Linked DNA regions of Homo sapiens: regions 1 and 3 are each linked to region 2. A link is a loop called in an ENCODE intact Hi-C map of the cell type or tissue named here. Cell type or tissue: mammary epithelial cell. All regions are shown on one strand.

Evidence for each region. Hi-C counts contacts between places; a loop is a spot of excess contacts. Peaks named below come from ENCODE experiments on the same cell type or tissue, not always from the same donor. Only the 100,000 strongest peaks of a DNase experiment are listed, where the experiment ranks them.
Region 1: it touches region 2 in a loop (28-fold over the local background); 23 of 110 quality-filtered maps call a loop at or near these places.
Region 3: a loop joins it to region 2, with 4 times the contacts of the local background. A loop is called at or near these places in 3 of 110 quality-filtered maps.

What each region holds. Positions count from the first base shown.
Region 1 is chr2:24,161,056-24,169,055 of GRCh38, reverse strand. FAM228B (family with sequence similarity 228 member B) reads right to left here. Exons shown (of 11, transcript NM_001145710.2): 8 at 7,443-7,550; 9 at 4,721-4,858; 10 at 1,373-1,429. The coding sequence ends at 1,387. It overlaps LOC105374328 (a long non-coding RNA gene), which reads left to right. Exons shown (of 4, transcript XR_939833.4): 2 at 999-1,236; 3 at 2,493-2,614; 4 at 3,017-3,056. Among named protein-coding and RNA genes, the nearest start is that of FAM228A, 10 kb to the left of the region's middle. RefSeq lists an enhancer at 4,237-4,296. In mammary epithelial cell, a CTCF peak has its summit at 4,438 (motif pointing right); no DNase peak of the experiment used is centred here.
Region 2 is chr2:23,819,940-23,827,939 of GRCh38, reverse strand. It overlaps ATAD2B (ATPase family AAA domain containing 2B), which reads left to right. Exons shown (of 28, transcript NM_017552.4): 16 at 4,371-4,682. Among named protein-coding and RNA genes, the nearest start is that of ATAD2B, 100 kb to the left of the region's middle. In mammary epithelial cell, a CTCF peak has its summit at 3,072 (motif pointing left); a DNase peak (open chromatin) is centred at 959; H3K27ac peaks cover 1,156 bases.
Region 3 is chr2:23,985,053-23,993,052 of GRCh38, reverse strand. The region is part of intron 6 of UBXN2A (UBX domain protein 2A); the gene reads right to left. Among named protein-coding and RNA genes, the nearest start is that of MFSD2B, 21 kb to the left of the region's middle. In mammary epithelial cell, a CTCF peak has its summit at 4,493 (motif pointing left); no DNase peak of the experiment used is centred here.

The DNA of each region.
Region 1 (8,000 bases), 340 kb before region 2:
GTTTGGAGTACTAATTTCCACTTGGATTGTTGTGATTTAGAAAATACTAGGTTCCTTTCTTCCCTTTTCTCTTCAAACCTCTAAATTCTCTATTCTGTGCCTCGCGATCAGCTGATGATCTCACTTGAGAAAATGAGTAAACAGAAGGAAACAATCTTCCTTTGCAAAATCCACTGAGCTAGTTTGACCTATATCCATGTACTCAGCCTTCCCTCTTCATACAATGGATAGAGTGTCCTGTCCACCTGAGTCCAGGGTGCTGCCTCCTCACCTGTGGAAGGACTCTGCCCTTCTATTATACCCCCTCTCTCTCCAGCATCATCAAATCTCCCTCTCTATGGGAGCATTCCCATCAGGAAACATACATGTTATAATATCAATATCGCTGATAAAAATATTCCCTTACCTTACCTTCTCCAGCCACTTTATAGCAAAACCCCACAAAAGCATTGCTTATTCTGTCTCCACTTCCTCACCCCAATTCTCTCCTGAACCCACTCTAATCAGCTTTCATTTCAGCTGCTCCACTTAACCTCTCTGATGAAAATCAGCAGTTAGGCCTATATCTCCCCAGTCCTCATTTTACCTCCCTCTCAGCAGCATTGCCACATGGCTGGGCATGCCCTCTTTTCTGAAACCCTTTCTCTACTGGGCCTCTGCAGCAGCACATACTTCTGCTTTGCTTCCTTCCATACCAACCTCTCGCTCCATGAATGTTCCTTCACCAGCTCTGCCTCCTTGCCCCAACCTCTAAATCTTGGCGTTCCGCAGGACTAACCCTCGGCCTTCTTCTCTTTGACACTCACCCCCAGGTGATTGCATGATTTCACATAGCATCTATATGAGGATGACTCTCAAAAACCTGTCTCCACCCCCAGTCTCCCCTGAACTCCAGACCGGTACATCCACCTGCCTACTGTATATCTCCTCTTGGGTATAGGATGAGCATCTACAAAGATACTGAAATGGATCTAATTTTAGTCTCAGTATCTCTTTAGGTGATAGAGGCTATGTTCCTAAGTGAAGAATGAAGTAGTGGCAGTTCCATCAGATGCTTAGAGCCAGAGACAGTCCTAAGCAAACACCTGGAAAAGAAATCCGGTGAGAAATTCCAAGCAATAGGAATTTTCTCTGAAGATCACTTGGAAGTGCCCCATGAGAAAAACCACTAGCTTCAAACCCCTGCCAAGCCCAGAGAATGCCTTACACTGAAATAGATCATCATAAAATTAATAGGTAAGAACTTTCCTACCCACCCATTATTTCTCTTTCCTCCCTCCCACTGTGGACTCTGAAGATATCAGAAATCACAGTGGCAAGAAACAGGGGTAAGGAATAGGAGAGTAAGAAGGGAAAGAGAGAAGACATCTACCTCCCTCTTCTTTCTTATAGCTCCAGCTTCAGCAGCCCCAAACGCGGGGAGGGAGACCTTAAATGAAGATTGAAGCTTTGGTCATTATGTTATACGAGACTGGCCATATTAGTTACTGAACAGACTGTCTTCATAACCAGAGGCTGTTTATTATCTGAGAATGCCCAGGGCAGGAGAAGAACCAACCCCAACAGAACAGGTTTAAATGGACAGTGAGGGGAAGAGTTCATTTGCTCTAAAATCACACCCTACAAATCCTCCTCCGGTATTATAATGATTGCAATGGAATCAGCCCCAAACACGGTTATTCCTCACTTCTGCACTTCTCTCCCTGCAAACCTGCTTTCCCCCTAGACCTCCCTAGGTCAGTGACTAGAACCACAATCCACCCAGGCCCCTCCGCACTGATTTCTCGCTTTCACCCACTTCCACGCTAACAAGGGAGCTCTGCCAGCTCCTCTCCACCCACGCTGGAGCCTGGAGCCCTCGCTCTCACCTGGCCTGGAACCCTCAACTGCCTTGACGGCCCTGCCTCGGCTCCAGCATCAGCAGTTGCTTATGCGGCAGCCATGTTCTTTGTACAATGCTGATTAGATATGATTTCCCCCCTACTCCAGACCTCCGCACAGCTTCCCCTCACACTTTGAATTTTATTCTAACTCCCTTTCCCGGCCTGTAACCCCAACCTGCCTGGCTCCTGCCTCTGCTCCAGCCTCACCTCCCGCCCTCTCTCAGCACTCACTATCTTCAGCCTCCCCACTTTTTCTTGCTGTTTCCTGAACACACCAGCCTCACTCCCATCTCAGGCTTTTGCCTGGGCCCATCCATCTGCGCAACACTCTTTCCCCAGATCTCTCCACGCCTCACTCCCTGGGTTCCTCAGCCTGCTGCACAAACGTCATCTCAGAGGAGAAGCCTCCTCTGACTTCTCCACCTAAAACAGTCCTCTTCATTCGTCCCCCACTCTCCCACCCCACCCCCTCTACCTGCTTTGTTTTCCTTATTACTAACTCACGTGATGTTATGTGTTTATTTGGTTGACTACTGTCTATTTCCCCATCAAAATGTAAGCTCCAGGAAATCGGAGCCGTCTCTGTTTTGTTTCCCACTGTGTCTCCAGCCCCTCAAACACTGCCTGGCTCAGAGTTGGCGCTTGTTAAAATTTTGAGGAAGCAAGCAAGCAAGCACATGGGAGGATACCAAAACATGGCAGTAAAAGGAGCTAAACACACAAAAGAAAAGGTTAGTAAATTTTCATGAATGAGTAAAAAAAGTAGCACCCCTGTCCTTTAAGGGTAGGAGTGGGGAAATGGAGAGACAGTCAGAAAGGAAGATGGCAAGATTGAAGGATACTCAGAAGACAGGCCATTCACGTGCTGATTTCTAACTGGGAGTGGGGAGGAAGGCCATGACTTCTCGAATACACTCCTAAGAGGCTGACTCTGGACAAGAGAACTGGAGGGAGAAGCTCCACCTAGACCCAGAAATGGTAGGCTGGGCTATCTCAGTCAAATGGCCACCAAGTTTAACCATCATTACCTTAGGATGAGAAATCTATGTTCTGTAAACACCTATATCTATCTATCTATCTATATATATGTGAATACATACATATATATATATATATATTTTTTTTTTTTTTAGACAGAGTTCTGCTCTTGTTGCCCAAGCTGGAGTGCAGTGGCGTGATCTCAGCTCACCGCAACCTCCGCCTTCCAGATTCAAGCGATTCTCCTGCCTCAGCCTCCTGAGTAGCTGGAATTACAGGACTCCATCACCATGCCCGGCTAACTTTGTATTTTTCAGTAGAGACGGGGTTTCTCCATGTTGATCAGGCTGGTCTCAAACTCCCAGCCTCAGGTGATCTGCCCACCTCGGCCTCCCAAAGTGCTGGGATTATAGGCATGAGCCACCGCACATGGCCCAACACCTAATATTTCTATAAACTTTCCATTTTAAATGTTGGGGCTTTTTTCTTCATTTATTGCACATGCTGGGAGAGGAAGGAGTCAAGCACCAGGATATAAAATTGTGCTCTTCCATGGTCATTCAGACAGAATCAAGAATCCAGGTTCTAAATGTCTTTAAGTTCAGAATCCAGATCAGGGTCAGAAGAGGTTGACAGCTGCTGCTAGGGGCTGGGGGCTGCAGAGACAACAGCAGACAACAGGCATGCAGCTGACCGTGGAGGGCTCCCATCTGGGACCTGAGGATCCTTGGAGATCACGTAGGGGACTGACAGCAGAGCCTCAGAGCAGACAGGGGCTGGTACTAGGAGTTGGAGGGATGATCACATCTGCACAGAGAGGACCTGAAAAGGCATTGTCCTTTTATATGTATCCCAGAATACTGTGTAGGGCCTCTCTGTAAGGATAGGGCCAGGGTTGCTCCTTGGCCTTGAGTTGGCCTCATGAGGAGTCCAGTACAAGCCCTGCAAACTTGTCAGCTGGAGACATCGGTGCCAGCTCTTCTTTATGCCCCGCTGCTTGAGACACTGGGCAATTCCTCTAAATAATTCATGATTCTTCTTCTCAACTCTTCAAATGCAAGAAATTCCCATTCTTTTAGGAAACTCTGGATCTCCTGGTTACTCCAGGTTTTAATTAACTGGTCTGGGCATTTTTCTGGTTCCTCAGTTTCATTTTCCTCCTTTACTTCCAAGCATTTCTAATAATTTCAGTCTGAAGTCTCACCTTCTCCTTTCTTATTCCTGAGTTTTTTCCCGGGATCCTTTCCACCAGTCACAGGGCCTACTCCAGGGTCCACAGAGAACAAGCCCTCACTCAGCCCTAATGCAATCCAGGAGTCACAAGGTGCCGAGTGAGGAAGCGTGGGTGCTCCTCTCTGCTGCTGGCAATCTCTCAATATGGGGGCTTTCACTTCCTAAATTTTACTACTTGAATTTAGTATTGGTCCTTTTGAAAATTTTCTACCTATCTTGACTGCCTTAAGGTTAACAAAATGTGGGGCCTGGCTTGGCTATGCTAAGTGGTAAATGGTAGAGACAGGGTGGAGATGGCGGACTGAGAGAGGGGCTGGGGAAATCCTGGACAGCGTGGCCCACCCACCAGGGGGCACCCTCATCGTGTGGCTCCACCAGGGGGCACCCTCATCGTGTGGCTCCACCAGGGGGCACCCTCATCGTGTGACTCCACCAGGGGGCCAGGGCAGCCCTCTCCATTCCCTCTGAATAAAGGGCACCTGCCCCTCAGCTGCTTCTAACCTATTCCCCACTGCCTCCTCTCTTCCTGGAAGCCTGCCATACAAAGAAAGTTCCCAGGTGCTCAGATTTTGGTATCAGCGATTGCCACCTTATGTATGATGAAATGGGACAGCCCCAGCTCTTACCCATCCTGGTCTTCCTCCCGTTCCTGGCTGAGGCTCAAGGAAGAAAAATACCCTTCAGAGATGGCCTCTTTGGCACTTGGATTATTTCCCTCCTGATAGCACAGCGGTTCTCTTTCTAGAAAGGATGACCCTTTGTTTCTGCAGGAAGGAACCAGAAAGGAAGGGATTCTCTTAACTCTCAACTCAACTGTAGCACTTAATATTTTTATTTAAATTTGAAGTTGATGAGTTCTATGTGAATTTGTGTATTTTTATGAAAATAAACGTATTTACTTTTTTTGTGTGAAAATAAACCCAAATAAATAGTATTGCCTTGCTCTAGTCATAGTTTCAGCTGTAATCTCTGTGCTGCTTAATCAAACAGCTTTGGGTCCTTTGGAGTGAATGATCCCTCATAGAGTTGTCCAGTTTGCCCTCCCTGAGAAGGTCTAACTCTGCCAAGGACAAATATGCCTTCTCCACCCCTGCTGCCAGAATTGGGATGCTTCCCTTATTCATGGAAGAGAATCCAGTCTTCCTCTTTCTTCTAGAGTGAGCCTAGACTTAAGCCTCTAGTCTAAAATACAGGAACCCACTACTCCAGAAATGCAATATCCTCCTTCACACGTGGGTCTCGCTTTGCTAGAAGATGTATTTGAGAACAAAATCTCTCCTTTTATATCATTTATCAAAATTAAATAGAATTAAGATGCTGATTATTGTAAAATCTTACCCAAACAGGTCTATTTGAGACTCTGGTAATTAGGGATTGCAGAAGAACTTACTCCTTTGGACCCTAATATGCAAGAGTGAGTCTCAATTCTCTTTTCAATCAATCATTTTGTCTTTTAAGGCCTTCAGCTACCAAGGGAATAGGGCTTAGTTTGGACACTTCCTTTTTCCCCTCACTTGTGGCTCCTATTCAAGAAACAACCCAGCAAATGGTTAAACCACACCTCAAGGACAATGAGCCCATGTTGGCCAACGCCCTCCCCAGCTGTCATCTGTTTCTACGGTACATCACTAAGGTCCTCAGGAGACAATTAGTTGTTCTCTCTGCTGGTCATACCAGCATCTCTAAAAGCCCTCCAGCTTCTGCCACACTGTATTTATTCAACAAATTCTGAACCTGTTCAGGAAAAGGAAACTACTGCAGCTTACTTCGGGCACTTTTTAGGAACAGAGAATTGTAAGCCGATCTCCTAGAAAGTCATAAAAGCTCACTTTTCTTGCACCTTGCTAGGTTCCTTTTTTATTATTATTATGAACAATTTTAATAAGGTGTAATTTATATGACATAAAATTCACCCATTTTAAGTGTACAAGTCAATGGTTTTTAGTATATTTACAGAGTTGTGCAACCACCACGACAATCTTATTTTAGAACATTTTCATTAACCCCAAGGCTCCATGCTCATTAAGTCACTCTCCACTCCCATCCCCAGCCCTAAGCAACTACTATCTACCTTCTGTCTTTACAGATTTGCCTTTTCTGAACATTTTGTATAAAAAAACATACTATATGTAGCTTTTTGTTATTGGCTTCCTTCACTGAGTACAATGGTTTTGAAGTTTGTCTATGTTGCAGCATGTATCAGTATTTTTTTCCTTTTAATTGCCAAGTAATATTCCATTGTATGGATATACCACATCTTGTTTATCCATTCATCAGCTGATAGACATTTGGGTTGTTTCCACTTTTTTGGCTGTTGTGAATAATGCTGCTATGAACATCCATATCCTAGCCTTTATGTGGATATGTTTTCATTACTCCTGAGTAGAAACCTAGGAGCGGAATTTCTGGGTCACATAATAATTTAATGTTTAACATCTTGAGAAACTGCCAAGCTGCCTTCCAAAGTTGCTGCACCATTTTACATTCCCTCCAGCAATATCTGAGGGGCAGCACGACTTTTAACCAGATAGTCACAAGATACATAATTATGTAGAGAAATCTCTTAATTCTAAAACTAGTTAGCTGAGATGATTCCCCACATTATATACATAGTATTTGATAGTATGTACCATTCTCTGTTTACAACAACATCTTTCACTCTAGGTACAACATTGTAACAGCTACTACCCACCCAAACCAGTCCCAAACTCCATTTATACTACTCCAATTCAATTTTAAATCTCCTAACCTTTTAGCTTTAGTACAAGTTGTTAACAATTTTTTTTCCATTTCTGTGTTTGTTATTTCTGTATTAGCTACTTGTTTTGTTGTTGCTGTTTGGTTTTTTTGTTTGTTTGTTTTTGAGACAGAGTCTTGCTCTGTCGCCCAAGCTGGAGTGCAGTGGCACAATCTTGGCTCACTACAACTTCTGCCTCCCGGGTTCAAACAATTCTCCTGCCTCAGCCTTCCAGATAGCTGGGATTATAGTTGCCCACCACCACGCCTGGCTAATTTTTATATTTTTAGTAGAGACAGGGTTTCACCATGTTGACCAGGCTGGTCTCAAACTCCTGACCTCAGGTGATCTGCCCGCCTCGGCCTCCCAAAGTGCTGGGATTACAGGCGGGAGCCACCGCACCCAGCCTACTTGTTCTTTAAGACCAGAAAAGCCTGGGAAGTGTTGCCACCTCACCAGACACAGTGGTAGGAGATGCCCGGTGTCCTGCCACAATGGAGCTTTGTGTGTGCCTCAGCACCGTCTCAGCAACATGAAAGGATGGCAGGGGATGGCAGCACAGCCTAGCATCTTAGCAAAAGAAGAGCAAAGCTATGGAAGAACAGACTTACTTGTAAATAACTGTTTTTTCTTCTTCCTGGGATTCCAAAAGATAAGGAGCTCTTGCCAAAGGTTTCAAATCAAAACTACAGTCATTAAAATTCACTTTCACCTTTAACCTTTAACAAGATAACAAGTGTGAGAAGGTTTTTTTGTTCTTTTTTATTGTTGTTTTTTGAGACAAGATCTCTGTTGCTCAGGCTGTGGTGCAGTGGTGCAATCACAGCTCACTGCAGCCTCAACCTCCTGGGTTCAAGGGATCTCTCCCACTTCAGCCACCCTCCGAAGCAGCTAGGACTACAGGCATGCACCACCATGCCAAGGGATTTATTTTTATTTTTTGTAGAGATGGGGTCTCAACATGTTGCCCAGGCTGGTCTCAAACTCCTGGCCTCAAGTGATCTTCCTGCCTCGGCCTCCTAAAGTGCTGAGATGATAGGCATGAGCCTCCACGCCTGGCGGTATGAGAATGTTTTGAAAGCAATACTAGCTTACATTTATATAGGAAATATTATTATACACTGACTGCTAAATATAGAGACAAAAACATCATTATTCCAACTGGTATA
Region 2 (8,000 bases):
CACCATCAAATAATTAAAACTTAAATAGAACATTAGTCCATTCAGTTAGCTACATCCAAATTATCCTCTTCATCCACAGGGACCTCCATCTCCGAAGCAGCATCCCTCAGCTTTTGAACCACAAAGACCTCGACATCTTCTGGTGAGGAGAAAACGTAAATCTCTCCAGCACTACTTCAGTTTAAGCTTTGCCTGGTATAAGAGAGCATGCGCCAAACACATTTCATGTAAATTTGGCTTGACCTTTGCAAAGCCTTGTGCTGCTTTATGGGAGAGGGTGGTATTTGGTATAAAATCCAGTCTTTTCCCTTTTTGAAAATAGACCCCTTTTATTTATGATGATATTTTACTAGAGTTCAGATCGGACTGGGAAATCTTTGTAGATTTTTCTGTGAATTTGTCACAGAATGATCCTTAACTGAAATAAGCAGAAGTCAAGTTGTCAAATCATTTTGGAAATTCCCTAAGAGATAGGTACTCTAAATTACTTTCTATTATACTGTCTACCATCTGAAATATTATATACTCTAGTTTAATTCTTCACCCCAAATATTAGAATCTTAGTTTCCTTTTGCATTTCCAAAGACAATACTTCTCATTTTTCCCAGTGATTTTTTTAGCTTTTAGGCAGTTTCTTAAGTTTTAAAATTTTCATGGTATAATTTCTTACAGGACTGATAAATTTCTCTTACCTTTTTTCCCTCCCCTCTGTGGGGTGGTAGTATGTGTGCAGACTCTGCTTATATACCATTTTCTTCCTGGACAGTGACATAAAAATCCATTATAATTAAATGACTTCTGTTTTTTGTTATGACATTCATTCCATCTGAGAAACCGGTTCACATTAAAAAAAAAATCAAATTCAGATCTTCAAACGGGCGTGAAATAGTAATTTTAAATCCATTACAAACTCACTAGTCTGTGTATGCCAAACATGTTTTAACATGAATAGGTTCAGTTCATTGAAATTTATGCCTCATAGAGTATGATGAACAGCTGTGAAGATAGCTGACCTTTTGTTAGAGGTTATGGATTTGGTAACTTTTACCTTGAAATTCCCAAGTTCTTAGAGGTTTTTGCATGCATATTGGGTGTGATTTTTGCATAGTGAAAAACTCAACATACATTGATATCAGGAACATTTGCATAAATAGTAGGAAACTTATGATTAATGAAACACTCAACTCTAATCATATTTTTCTATTCCATTTTCAATGAGAGGGCTAAAACAATGAAAGAGTCTCAATGAAGTGACTTATCTTGTGGGCCTTCATTATGTGTGATGCTGTACTTAAAACTTTATAAAATTTTGTTATGACCTTGTTTCTAGTCTAACCTCTTTAGTAGCTGTATTTTCAGTCTTTTTAGAACAATTTCTAGCTTAATAGCAGTATTCAGGAATGCTCTTTATTTGATAACTAAATGTGTTCACAGAGTATTAGAATTGTAATGGTAGATTTAGTATGGTTATGAAAGGGATGTTTATAATTTCTTTAATATTAACTTTTAACGCCTAAAAGGCTGTAGTATATTTTCAGTATTACTAGAATGATCATATTATTTATTTTCTAAACAAGGACGCTTTGAGAGTGAAAAGATGTGCTATTATGACAGGACAAGAGGCCTAACCAGCACATGTGGTTACCCTAAGTATAACCCATTTAGCCATGGTTATGATGCAATTTTAAAGTTTTAGAAGGAAGTATGTTAAATCAGTAGTTCTCAATTTTGTGTGTATCAGAGTCACTTCTAAAGCTTTCTTGAAATGCACATATGATTTCAAGCCCCCAGAGATTCTGATTCACTGGGTTTATTGTGGGGCTTGGGAATCTGTTTTTTTTTGTTTCAGTTTCAGTGTTTATTCAGATGGATAATCAAGGTGAGAACCACAGATATAAACTGGTAATTCTTACTTATAAGCGAATGTAAAAAAATTTCCTTCTTTATAAGTCTGTTGGTTATAATAATTAATGTGAAAATCTACTTCATTAAATGGGGTCTATTGATCATTTCTTTGTCTGGAATAAATCAATAAATAATACATTGCTGTTATATATGTAATTAACATGTTGTGGCAAACATAAATGTTATGGGTAACATTTACTACCTAAAATGCCTTCTAGTGGCTAATTATTTGTTTTGCCTAATAGTTTCTGAGTTTTAATTTTTTTAAACTTAGGCTTTTGCACTTAAAATAGGACCATATAATATGTTCATTAACTGTGTATATCCTTTTAAAGAAGAAATAGAAACGTGATTGTTTATGTTGTTTGAAGATGGTAGTATATTCCTATTTCCTCGGAAATGGAAGACATAATTCACATTCTATAATCATATACTTAGATTACTTTGTTAACTCTTTATAACTTTGAGCTAGTGTTCTATACATTATTGAATTAATGAAATGGGTATATATGCAAAAGGAAAAGATAATTTTTTTCCAGGTTTCTTTGAGAAATAGAAAATAAAACGAGACACTAGTGGTAAATTTGGTTATCTGAAGAATTATTTGTGAGATAGATCACTGTCATGGAACAATGTTAATGCGTAATCTGCTTATAGTCTTCTGAATTAAGTTCTTCTAGGTCATATTAAGTTTTTCCCTAACTTTGAATAGGTTTTTCTTAGTAATCACCATTTTTAGTTCAGTATTTAAGTGTTCTATAAGGTCATTGTGAGGTATAAAAAGATAAATAGGCCAGGTGTGATGACTCATGCCTGTAATACCAGCACTTTGGGAGGGTGAGGCAGGAGGATTGAGGCTAGGAGTTTGAGACCAGCCTGGACAAAGTGAGACCCCTATCTCTACAAAAAAAAAAAAAAAAAAAAATTAGCCTGATGTGATGGCACACACTGTAGTCTCAGCTACTCAGCAGGCTGAGGCAGAAGGATTTCTTGAGCCCAGGAAGTCAAGGCTGCGGTGAGCCATGATCACCCACTGCACTTCAGCCTGGGCAACAGAGCGATAATGCTGTCTCCCAAAAATAAAATAAAAATAAACCTGGTATTGTTTGTTGAAGCTTAGTTAGGGTCTAATATTCTATAACTATTGGAATGGTTCCCCCTACTGGCATAACTGATAATTGTGGCCAAATGCAAGTTTAATTGCCAACAGGGAAAACAATATGGCTAGTTTGAGCTTTTCTTCCTTTTTGTGACAAGGATGCAACAGAGCATGTGTTTTTGTATGTATTTGTTACTCAGATGAATGAAATGACTTAAAAACAGTGGGGCTTGATCTGTTGTTTGATTGTATCATACATTAAACATGGGTAATAAATAATACCTTATGTTGGTATAACCCTTAGATTATCAGTCATTTTAAACTAAAAAAAGAAAATTAATGTGGAAAATCAGTGGAAATATTTTTAATGTTCTTATTTACTTTAATATATTTGGAACTATCAGATGAATTACAATTTTAAATGATAATTATGGGAGTAACTGAATGTTAATAGTTGGTTGTACTCAGAGTTGGTAGTAGAATAGCTCTGTTTTTGAAGTTTCTGTTTATATACTATTTTATACGTGTTTGGAAGTTAATAATATTAGAGAAAGTCATTTATAAGTGAGTATGATGTCATGAGGACTAACCTAATGATTAGGAATATTGATGAAGGACTGAAATGAAACTATTATTCTTTTAAAACTTTTTTCTAAAGAAAGTTGTACGTTGTAGGCCAGGTGTGGTGGCTCAGGCCTGTAATCCCAGCACTTGAGGGTGCTGAGGCGGGTGGATCACTTGAGCCCAGGAGTTTGAGACCAGCCTAGGCAATGTAGTGAGACCTCATCTCTACAAAAATAAATAAAAGAAAAGAAAAAAATTATACGAGTGTGGTGGCACATGCCCGTAGTCCTAGCTACTCAGAAGGCTGAAGTGGGAGAACCACTTGAGGCTGGGAGGTAGAGGTTGCAGTGAGCCGGATTGTGCCACTGCACTCCAGCCTGGCTGGGCAACAGAGTGAGACCCCTGTCTCTTGTTTATTTTTTGAGACCCTGTCTCTTAAAAAAAAAAAAAAGTTGTACATTGTAATCAGTTAATCACATAATACATGGCTTTTGTTTTAAAGCTCATATCAAGGACATATTTAAGATACATAGCTTGTTTTGTTTTAATATTGTTAGCTTATGTTTTTTTTAATTAAAAATATTCAAAACATTTTTAATCTTAATGTAAGTATTCAGCCCTTTATTCAAAGTTTTGTTTGGTGATTTTAAATGGCTAGTTTTCATTTTGCTGGTAAAATTGCACATAGTTATTGATTTAGTATTGATTATGACTTTAGCTAAAGATGTGTATATTTACAAAACATAGTTGGTGCATGGAATAATGAATGTACCTTTGCTATCCTTCTCCTTTTGTGTATTAGGCTACTGTGGAGCCGATATCAAGGCCCTGTGCACTGAAGCCGCCCTGATTGCACTGCGGAGGCGTTATCCCCAGATCTATGCTAGCAGTCATAAACTGCAGCTGGATGTTTCCTCAATAGTGCTTAGTGCCCAAGATTTTTACCATGCAATGCAGAATATCGTGCCTGCTTCCCAACGTGCTGTGATGTCTTCAGGGCATGCACTATCCCCCATCATAAGACCACTGCTGGAAAGAAGCTTCAACAACATCCTAGCAGTCTTGCAAAAAGTGTTTCCTCATGCTGAAATTAGCCAGAGTGACAAAAAAGAAGGTACTCTAAACTACTTTTTTATATTGTTAAGATGAAACAAATACAGGAATAAATAAATATAGTTTCCTCATAAGATTATTTATGTGTCACTTTTGTAATATATCTGTTTATTCAGTACTATATATTCCAGGCCTGGCATATTGCCTGGCATATGGTAGTTGCCTGGTGAATGTTTTTAAGACAAATGAATGAATGTTCACTTTTGGGACATTCTGATCATCTTAATGTAGGGCTATTACTATCTTTAGAAAGTTGACTGTAATAATAATAATAATAGGTTAACCTTTAAAGCCCCTAAATCATCACTTACTAATCCTTTTTTTTTTTTTTTTTTTTTTTTGAGATGGAGTTTCGCTCTTGTTGCCCAGGCTGGAGTGTAATGGCGCAGTCTTGGCTTACTGCAACCTCCGCCTCCCGGGTACAGCGATTCTCCTGCCTCAGCCTCCTGAGTAGCTGGGATTTCAGGCACCTGCCACCACGCCCGGCTAATTTTTTTGTATTTTTAGTAGAGATAGGGTTTCACCATGTTGGCCAGGCTGGTTTCCAACTTCTGACCTCAGGTGATCTTCCCACCTTGGCCTCCCAAAGTGCTGGGATTACAGGCGTGAGCCACCCCGCCCGGCCTGTTAATCCTCTTAACAGGCTTGCAGGTAAGCACTCTGATTATATAGAGCAGGGGAGTGGGAGATGTAGGCTGGTAATTTATTTTTTTTGAGACAGAGTCTCACTCTGTCACCTAGGTTGGAATGCAGTGGCCTGATCTTGGCTCACTGTAACCTCTGCCTCCCAGGTTCAAGCAGTTCTCCTGCCTCAGCCTCCCAAGTAGCTGGGATTACAGGCGTGTGCCGCCACGCCCAGCTAATTTTTGTATTTGTTTGTTTGTTTAGTAGAGATGGGGTTTCACCATATTGATCAGGCTGGTCTCCAACTCCTGACCTCAGGTGATCCACCCGCCTTGACCTCCCAAAGTGCTGGGATTAGAGATGTGAGTCATCGCGCCCAGCCTGGTAATTTAATTAATATAAGGTCATTCAATAAGTTCTGGGGACTGCCTCAACCCAGGGAGCCTGATGACAGCCCTTGCTCTTACCTATGTTGCTATAATGCTTCTTTGGATTAAACTAATCATTTTGTTGTTATTGGTAGGACACTCTGCAGTGTGCAGTGCTCATAGGAGTGTAAGGTATTGGTAAGGGAGTAAATAAGAACCTCATTTTAGAGGATCTTGAGTTTTGTCAAGCCTCAGATTGTACTTTGCACCTGAGATAAAAACAGAAAACTACCTTTAAAAACATCACTCATGGCTGGGTGCGGTTGCTCACGCCTGTGTAATCCCAGCGTTTTGGGAGGCCAAGGCGGGTGGATCACCTGAGGTCAGGAGTTCAAGACCAGCCTGGCCAACATGGTGAAACCCTGTCTCTTAAAAAATTAAAAACAAAAATAAATAAATAAAATTTAAAACATCACTCATTTACAGGAAAAACATTTAAAAATTACATTGACATTCTAATCAGAGTATAAAGCTCATAAACTTTGAAGGGAAAGTAATGTCTTTTGATTATCTTAATTTCTGCAGTTCCTAGCACCTTGTCTGGAATGCAGTCTGCACCAAATAGAAAATTATTCAGAGAATTATACTAACATTAAAAATATATATAGTAAAAATTATGAATATTGTTCAATGAATTCTTCTGTCATAAATATATTTTTCAGAAACTTTAATTGTTTAGTGACAGACTCACATAAGATACCACATGGAATACCTGATTTCTTAAATTTGGCAGACAGAGGGGAATGAATATTTTACTGAATATCTGTGAGCCAGGCACGATGCCATGATTTGTGTATTTTTTATTTCTGAATTTCATAACTGGAAATGTATTTCATATATATGTTATGTACCAAAACGTCCCAAAAAACTTACGTCACCTTTAGAAAATCATAAAAACCTCATCTTTCCTTTGGAGAGATTATCATAGCTTTTTATCTCCATTTGTGAATTACCATTTTATAGCATTATTATCTATGTTTTCTTATAGCTTTTTTTGTGTGTAAATATAAAGTATGCTTTAGTTCCAGTTGGTAGAACTAGTTGCCATGAACCAGTGGAGAAGAGCAACCAAATTTTATTTGATTATCAATAATTGGTTTTTAGCTATTTAGTCATATTTATTCTGGCTTGTTTTGACCTTTAATATTTTTCTTAGATAAATATTTCCTTGTGTATGAAATTATCACTCAAAAGATACTCAGTTATTTCCCAGATTAAACTATGACTTGTACTAAATATTTAGCTTTTTTTTTGTTTTGAGACGGAGTCTGGCTCTGTCACCAAGGCTGGAGTGCAGTGGCGCAATCTTGGCTCACTGCAAGCTCCGCCTCCTGGGTTCACACCATTCTTCTGCCTCAGCCTCCCGAGTAGCTGGGACTACGAGGCGCCTGCCACCACGCCCGGCTAATTTTTTTGTATTTTTAGTAGAGACAAGAGTTTCACCATGTTAGCCAGGATGGTCTCGATTAAATGTTTAGCTTTTAAAAGCCACTTGAGATCTCTATCTGCTAGCATAATTTAGCATCTCATTTTAGAATGCATCTGTATATTTTTTATTTTGAAAGGATATGATTTCTCTTAATCTTAATTCTCTCTCATATCCCGTACACATGTAGCATTGCTTTTTATTGAATGAATTGTCAGTTTTAATTAGGCATGTTTGAAGTATAGCAACAGCTGTTCATACTTCAGGTGGTAGTCCAGGTAAGGCTTTAAGTGTTGCATTCTCAGTAGAGATTTTAGTTCCAGTTAGTTCCCTGAGTGATAACCTAAGGCCCACAGAGAGAATAATGCTGTATGAATGAGTGTATTTTTAAGATTAGCTTTGACGGAATTTCTGACTCCATCTTAACTACACTAAGACTTCTTTGAAAAGGTGTATCCTCTTTAAAAAATAAGGGTCAGTTTGTTCCTTGTTGCTTTTATAAGAACTGGCCTTGACTCAGCTAACCTACTAATTAAACCAAATATGAAATGGACTGGTTTTGGTCAAAATTAACTCAGAGATTTTTAGTTAAATAGGTGGGATTTTATGAGAGTGCCACATCTTTTCCAGACTTGTTTTTTTTTTTTAAGCCAGTCAGTGAGTTCTTCCAAATTATATCTCATAACACTTAAGTAAATAGTCTGTAAAGGTGAAAGTGTTATATTAATTTTGTTTATAAGTTATTTTAAAAGCTGCAGTTTGTCAGTTTGCCTGTATTATTTGATAGATAACTTATTAATGTCATTTGATTTTTTAACCCAATTTTTCTTAGCTTTGGTAG
Region 3 (8,000 bases), 170 kb before region 2:
AGTGAAATGCCTTCAAGAGAGCCAAACACATAGAAAGCACCAGGTAGATGGTAGCTAAAGAAATCCACAAAACAGAAACCTCCTTGCAGAGTAAAACAGGAGGAAAAAACCCCACAAAACCAGAAACTAATACTGTTAGCCTAGATTTAAAAACAAAACTCAACTATTTACAAGAGATAGTTTTAAATACACACACAGATAAATATATACAGATACGTTGAAATTAAAAGTAAGTAGAAAAATATACCAGGCAAATACTAATTAGAAGGAAGCTGTTATGACCATATTAATATCAGGCAGAGTAGATTTAACACAAAAAGCATTACCAAGGATTGAGAGAGACATGTGACAGTGCTAAAAAGGTTGACAGGGTTCAAGATATGCTACCCTAAAATATGGCACCTTGGCATTTGAGGAAACAGCAGAAACAGGTAGATCAGTCTCATTCTCCCCTTGCCCTTCTCCCCTCAAAGCAGACCAAAAAAGAAATTATCTGTCCTTCCTCTGAAGTAGGTCATAAAACCTTCCTTTCCGAGGTATTGTTCGTATACCCAGAGGAAAGGAACAACCTTATCCTTGAAGATGCAGAGATGCCACGAAGAATCTGAACGAACAGGCTAAGCTAAGTTCCCCTTAATTTATTACCATTAGATCATACCCCTTTTGCCCTCCAATCATACTTCTCCACAAACTATCCACTTCCTCATCAAACTTAGGCCAGGAGTTCAAGACCAGCCTGGCCAACATGGCGAAACCCTGTCTCTACTAAAAATACCAAAATTAGGCTGGGCGCGGTGGCTCATGCCTGTAATCCCAGCACTTTGGGAGGCCGAGGCAGGAGGATCATGAGGTCAGGAGATCAAGACCAGCCTGGCCAACATGGTGAAACCCCATCTCTACTAAAAATACAAAAATTAGCTGGGCATGGTGGCACACACCTGTAGTCCCAGCTACTCGGGAGGCTGAGGCAGGAGAATCGCATGAACCAGGGAGGCGGAGGTTGCAGTGAGCTGAGATTGCGCCACTGCATTCCAGCCTGGCGACAGAGCAAGACTCCATCTCAAAAAACAAAACAAAACAAAAAACCCCAAAAATTAGCCAGGCGTGGTGGCAGGTGCCTATAATCCCAGCTACTTGGGAGGCTGAGGGACGAGAATTGCTTGAACCCAGGAGGCAGAGGTTTCAATGAGCCAAGATCATGCCACTGCACTCCAGCCTAGGCAACAGAGTTGAGACTGTCTCAAAAAAACAAAACAAAACAAACAAACAAAAAACAAAAAAGGCCGGGCACTGTGGCTCACGCCTGTAATCCCAGCACTTTGGGAGGCCAAGGTGAGCGGACCACCTGAGATCAGCAGTTCGAGACCAGACTGGCCAACATGGCAAACCCTTTCTCTACTAAAAATACAAAAAAAATTAGCCAGGTGTGGTGATAGGCGCCTGTGATCCCAGTTACTCAGGAGTCTGGGGCAGGGAGAATTGCTTGAACCTGGGAGGCAGAAGTTGCAGTGAGCCGAGATCACACCACTGCACTCCAGCCTAGGCAACAGAGAGAGACTCCATCTCAAAAACAAAACAAAACAAAAAAGACAGAAAAAAATATAATATATATATATGTATATGTGTGTGTGTGTGTGTGTGTGTGTATAAAATAAAATATAAAATCACATGCATTTCTTTTGTTAATCTGTCTTTTGTTAAAGGGGTCTCAGCCATGAATCTAGGCAATGGGCGAAGAAAATCTTTTCTCCCCAACAAAGTCAATTAATCAGAAAAACACAATTTCATCTCTGCTGGACCCAATTATATAACTTTAAAATATATAAAGCAAACATTGACAGAAGTAAATAAGAAATAGACAAATCCATAATCATAGTTGGAGATTTTAGCACAACTTTCTTGGTAACTAATAAAATAAGCAGAAAAAACGGAAGAAAAACACAATTTTTTAATGATTCAGTCCAAAAGCCACCAAGCCATTAGTAGGACAGAACATGGGAGGCATCTATTTCAGAAATGCTGGGAGTTGTGGTGGCCCATATAAGAGCTGTCTAGTGTAGGATGTCAGAGGCCAAGTGGGGTGAGGAAAAATATCCAAGCTGGTGGGTAGGAGAAGAGTAGTCATGGCTTAGTAGCTTTTAAGGACAGTTTTACTTTTTTAAACCTGACATGAATGGAATCATAGTGTATGTGTTCTATAGCTTTATCTCTACATTATGTTTTTGGGACTCATCCATGTTTATGTGTGCAGCCATAGCAAATACTTTTTTTTTTTTTTTGAGATGGAGTCTCACTCTGTCACCCAGGCTGGAGTGCAGTGGTGTGATTTCAGCTCACTGCAACCTCCACCTCCTGGGTTCAAGCCATTCTCCTGCTTCAGCCTCCCAAGTAGCTGGGATTACAGGAGTGGGCCACCACACTCAGCTAATTTTTGTATTTTTTGTGGAGATGGGGTTTCACCATGTTGGCCAGGTTGGTCTTGAACTTCCGACCTCAAGTGATCCGCCCCCCCGCCCCCCCGGCCTCCCAAAGTGCTGGGATTTCAGGCCTGAGCCACCACGCCCAGCTGCAAATATTTTTTGATTACTGTCTTCCATTATAAAAATAATTATTCAGTCTACCTTTATGGGTAACAGTCCAAGTTTACATGGCTGAATCAGTCAGCTATTGCCCAGTAAAAATCACAACAGAGCAGGTTGTCCCAAGCAGAGTAAAAAAGCATTCATATGGAAGAGCAGTTGACTGCAGTGTGTCAGAACCAGACAGTGGTGAGGAGAGCATCTTAGAGGCAGCCCAGAATGTCAGTCTACCAAGCAGAGGAGGTCACTGGCATAGAGTCCTCAAGTCAAGCAGTGTGAGAGGGCATTCCAGTGAAGGGGTGCCCTGGGGTGATGATGTGTCAGAGAGCCTAGCAGGAAGAGGAGGGAATCCATATTGGAATTCAACAAGGAGAGTCAAAGCCCAAGCAGTGTGAGGAAGGCTTACATGTGGGGTAGGAGGCAGCAGTGGAAAAAGGACATTGGTCACATATAGGAAAACTGATTAAATAAATGTGTTAATTATAACTGGAGCCAGGCCTTGCACTGTAGAAGTTAGTTACAAATATGGAAAGGAGAAAATTAGAACAATCCTTATATAGATATTTTTTGAGACAAGGTCTGGTTCTATTGCCCAGGCTGGAATGCAGTGGTGCAATCACAGCTTATTGCAGCCTCAACCTCCCCAGGGTACAGGTGATCCTCCTACTTCAGCCTCCCGAGTATCTGAGACCACAGGTGAGTGCCACCACGTCTGGCAACTTTTTGTGTTTTTTGTAGAGATAGAGTTTCACCATGTTGCCCAGACTGGTTTTGAACTGCTAGGCTCCAGTGATCTGCCCGCCTTGGCCTCCCAAAGTGCTGGGATTACAGGTATGAGCCACCACGCCTGGCCCTACCAGACTGAAAGTGGATGTATCTACGTGGATTCACGGTTTTTGATATATAAAAATATAGAAATAAGGCCGGGTGTGGTGGCTCATGCCTGTAATCCTAGCACTTTGGGAGGCCGAGGCAGGTGGATCGCTTGAGTCCAGGAGTTTGAGACCAGCCTAGGCAACAGGGTGAAACCCCCTCTCTATTAAAAGTATAAAAACTGAGGAGGATCACCTGAGTCTGGGGAGGTGGAGGCTGCAGTGATCTGTAATTATACCACTACACTCCAACCTGGGAGACAGAGTGAGACCCTGTCTCAAAAAAAAAAAAAAAGGAATAAATACAGATATAAACTTAAGTGCATATATATACATACACACACACACACACACATATGTATATGTATAGGTTTTTTGTGTGTGTCTTTGTTGATTTTGGTATCAGGGTAATGCTGGCCTCATAGAATGAGTCTGGAAGTATCCCCTCTTCAATTTTTGAAATAGTTTTCTTTTTGGCGTGTGTGTGTGTGCGTGTGCACACAAACAATTCTTTTCAAACAGAGGGCCTGGAAGCAGTGGTATCCTGATAAGCAATAAGCATATCTAGTACCCAGATCCTGGATTGTCAATACCGCTGTCCACTAAAAAGAACTAGGGATTCCTGGAAAAGCGTAGAATGAACTTGAAAAAAAATTTTGTGCTGAAAACAAGGAAATGTTCAAGAATTATGGGACCATTTCAAAATAACACAGGAATCAGTTTAAAGGACGTCTCACAAACTGTACCTGAGACAATGTGCATATCAAAATAAATAATGATGGTAAGAGTTCATAAACTATTGAATAAAATAGCAAACTATGAGTAGGTATAGACACAAATCAATCAATCAATCAATCTGAGGTCTTGTGAGCAACATAAGTATCCTATTTCAAAGTCCTTCCCACTAAATACAGATTAATTACAAAGGGAAAATGAGTAACTTTACAGTAAAGGACTCTGGTAGACACCACTTTAATCGAGTGTCAAATTTAACATCATCATAATGGGACAAATGTAAATGATGCCACCTGTTGGAATACAATGAGAGGTACAAAGCATTAGTTCTGTCACACCCCTGCCAAAATTAGTGACCTAAATATAATCATGAGGAAGCATCAAACAAAACAAATTGGCTTGTAATATTTTAAAAAGTCAAGGTTATAAAAATCAAAGGAAGACAAGGAACTATTTCAAACTGAGATACGACAACTAAGTGCAATGTGTAATTCTGAATGGCCTTTTGCTATAAAGGAAGGTATTAGATAAAATGGAAAACCCTGAATTAGGGTCTATTAGTCGATACAAGCGTATTAAGGTTAAGTTTCCTGATTTAAATGGCTGTATTGTGGTTATGTGGGAGAAGTTCCTTGTTTACAGATAATCTATACCTAAGTATTTCAAGTGATGGGTCATCAGACTGGCACTAACTCTTGAATGCTTAGGGAGAAAAGTTTTTTCTTTCTTTTTTTTTTTTTTTTTGAGATGGAGCCTCACTCTGTCACCCTGGCTGGACTGCAGTGGCACGATCCCAGCCCACTACAACCTCTGCCTCCCAGGTTCAAGTGATTCTCCTGCCTCAGCCTCCTGAGTAGCTGAGATTACAGACATACGCCACGACGGCCAGCTAATTTTTTGTATTTTTAGTAGAGATGGGGTTTTACCATTTTGGTCAGGCTGGTCTCAAACTCCTGACCTTGTGATCTGCCTGCCTCGGTCTCCTAAAATGCTGGGATTATAGGCGTGAGCCACTGCACCTGGCCAAGAAAAGTTCTTTATATTGTTCTTGAACATTTTCTGTAAGTTTTTTTTGTTTTTTTTTTTTTTGAGATGGAGTCTCGTTCTGTCCCCCAGGCTGGAGTGCAGTGGCGCGATCTCGGCTTAATGCAAGCTCCACCTCCCAGGTTCACGCCATTCTCCTGCCTCAGCCTCCCGAGTAGCTGGGACTACAGGCACTTGCCACCACGCCCGGCTAATTTTTTGTATTTTTAGTAGAGATGGGGTTTCACCGTGCTTGCCAGGATGGTCTCCATCTCCTGACCTCGTAATCTGCTCACCTCGGCCTCCCAAAGTGCTGGGATTACAGGCGTGAGCCACCGTGCCAGGTCCTTTTTCTGTAAGTTTTTGCTGGTTTGAAATTCAGAGTAATTATTTGGAAATAAGCAAAACAATTTAGTCTATTTTAGCAATACATATATACTAGGTAAAGCTATAAATAAAAGCAGCAAATTATCAACACAAATTTAGGACAGTGGTTATTTACCTCTTCCACAGAAGAAGAGACATGATCACAGAAAGACACATAAGGTATACTGATAAGAATCTATGTTTTGAGGTAGGTGGTACATATGTATTTTATTCTTATTCTTTTAACTCTCTCCCTATATTTGTTATTTATCTGTACCACATTTCCTGAAAAAAAATTTTTTTAAAAAAAGAAAAATTACATATGCTATATATGACATGTTTCTATTTTTAATTAAAACAAAACAAACTTTTTTTTTTTCCTTTTGAGACAGGGTCTTGCTCTGTCACCCAGGCTGGGGTACAGTGGTGAGATCATGGCTCATCACAGCCTCAACCTCCGGGGCTCAGGTGATTCTCCCACCTCAGCCTCCTGAATAGTCCCCAGCCTCCCAAATTGCTGGGACTACAAGAATGAGCCACGACACCCAGCCAAAAAAAAGCTTTTAAGAAGGCTGGGCACGGTGGCTCATGCTTGTAATCCCAGCACCTTGGGAGGCCGAGGTGGGTGGATCACCTGAGGTCAGGAGTTTGAGACCAGCCTGGGCAATATGGCAAAACCCCATCTCTACTAAAAATACAAAAATTAGCCAGGCATGGTGGCACGTGCCTGTAATCCCAGCTACTCAGGAGGCTGAGGCAGGAGAATCGCTTGAACCCGGGGGATGAAGGTTGCAGTGAGCTGAGATCGTGCCACTGCACTCCAGCCTGGGTGGCAGAAGACCCCGTCTCAAAAAAAAAAAAAAAGCTTTTAGGAAGAGATAAAAGACTGGAAAAATGCATCAAACTGATACTATTGATTATCTCTGAGTGGTGGAATTCATATTAACTTCAATTTCTTTTAATGTTTTTCTGTATTTTCATTCTTTCACTATAATTGACAGAAGGATATGCATATAATGCTAATGACTAATTTAAAACATTAAAAATAATTCTTTTATAATTATGCATCTACTTAAACAGAAAAATGAATCAAATGATGAGAATGAAAATCCTAAAACAGACTGAAAATACTTCATTATTATTACTATTATTATTATTATTATTTTTTGAGATGGAGTCTTGCTCAATCGCTCAGGCTGGGGTGCAGTGGCGCAATCTCGGCTCACTGCAAGCTCCGCCTTCCGGGTTCACGCCATTCTCCTGCCTCAGCCTCCAGAGTAGCTGGGACTACAGGCGCCCACCACCACGCCCGGCTAATTTTTTTTGTATTTTTAGTAGAGACAGGGTTTCACCGTGTTAGCCAGGATGGTCTCGATCTCCTGACCTCGTGATCCACCCGTCTCGGCCTCCCAAAGTGCTGGGATTACAGGTGTGAGCCACCGTGCCCGGCCAACTTCATTACTGTTATTGTTATGATTATTTTTATTTTTTGAGACAGGGTCTCAATGTCACCCAGGCTTGCAGTGTAATGGTGCAATTCGGCTCACTGCAGTCTCTACCTCCTGGGCTCAAGCAATTCTCCTCCCAAGTAGCTGGGACTACGGATGTGCATCACCATGTTCAGCTAATTTAAAAAAATTTTTTTGTAGACACGAGGTCTCACTATATGGCCCAGGCTGATCTTGAACTCCTGAGCTCAAGTGATCCTCCTGCCTTGGCCCCTCAAAGTGCTGGGATTACAGGCATGGGCCATTGCACCTGGCCTACCTCATTCAATGTTTAAAAATACCCATTATCAGCTGGGCACGGTGGCTCGCGCCACTCTACTCCAGCCTGGGTGACAGAGTGAGACCTTGCCTCAAAAAAAAAAAAAAACTGTCTAGACATAATTATGTTTAGAGAACTATTTATTAAAATGTTTGGCCAGGCTGGTCGAGGTGGCTCACTCCTGTAATCCTAGCACTTTGGGAGGCCAAAGCGGGCAGATCACTTGAGGTCAGAAGTTTGAGACCACCCTGGCCAAACTCCTGGTGAAACCCCGTCTCTACTAAAAATACAAAAATTAGCCGGGCTTGGTGGTGCAAACCTGTAATCCCAGCTACATTGGACGCTGAGGCAGGACAATCACTTGAAGCTGGGAGGCAGAGGTTGCAGTGAGCTGAGATCGTGCCACTACACTCCAGCCTGGGCAACAGAGCGAGACTCCGACTCAAAAAAATAAATAAATAAATAAAATGCTTGGCAGGATGCGATGGCTCATGCCTGTAATCCCAGCACTTTGGCAGGCTAAGGCAGGACGATGAATTCAGTCCAGGAGTTTGAGACCAGTGTGGGCAACACAGTGAGACTCCCTTTCTACAAAACAATTTTTAAAATTAGCTGGCAATAAATAAAAATTAAAAAAAAAAAGTTAGCTGGGCATGGT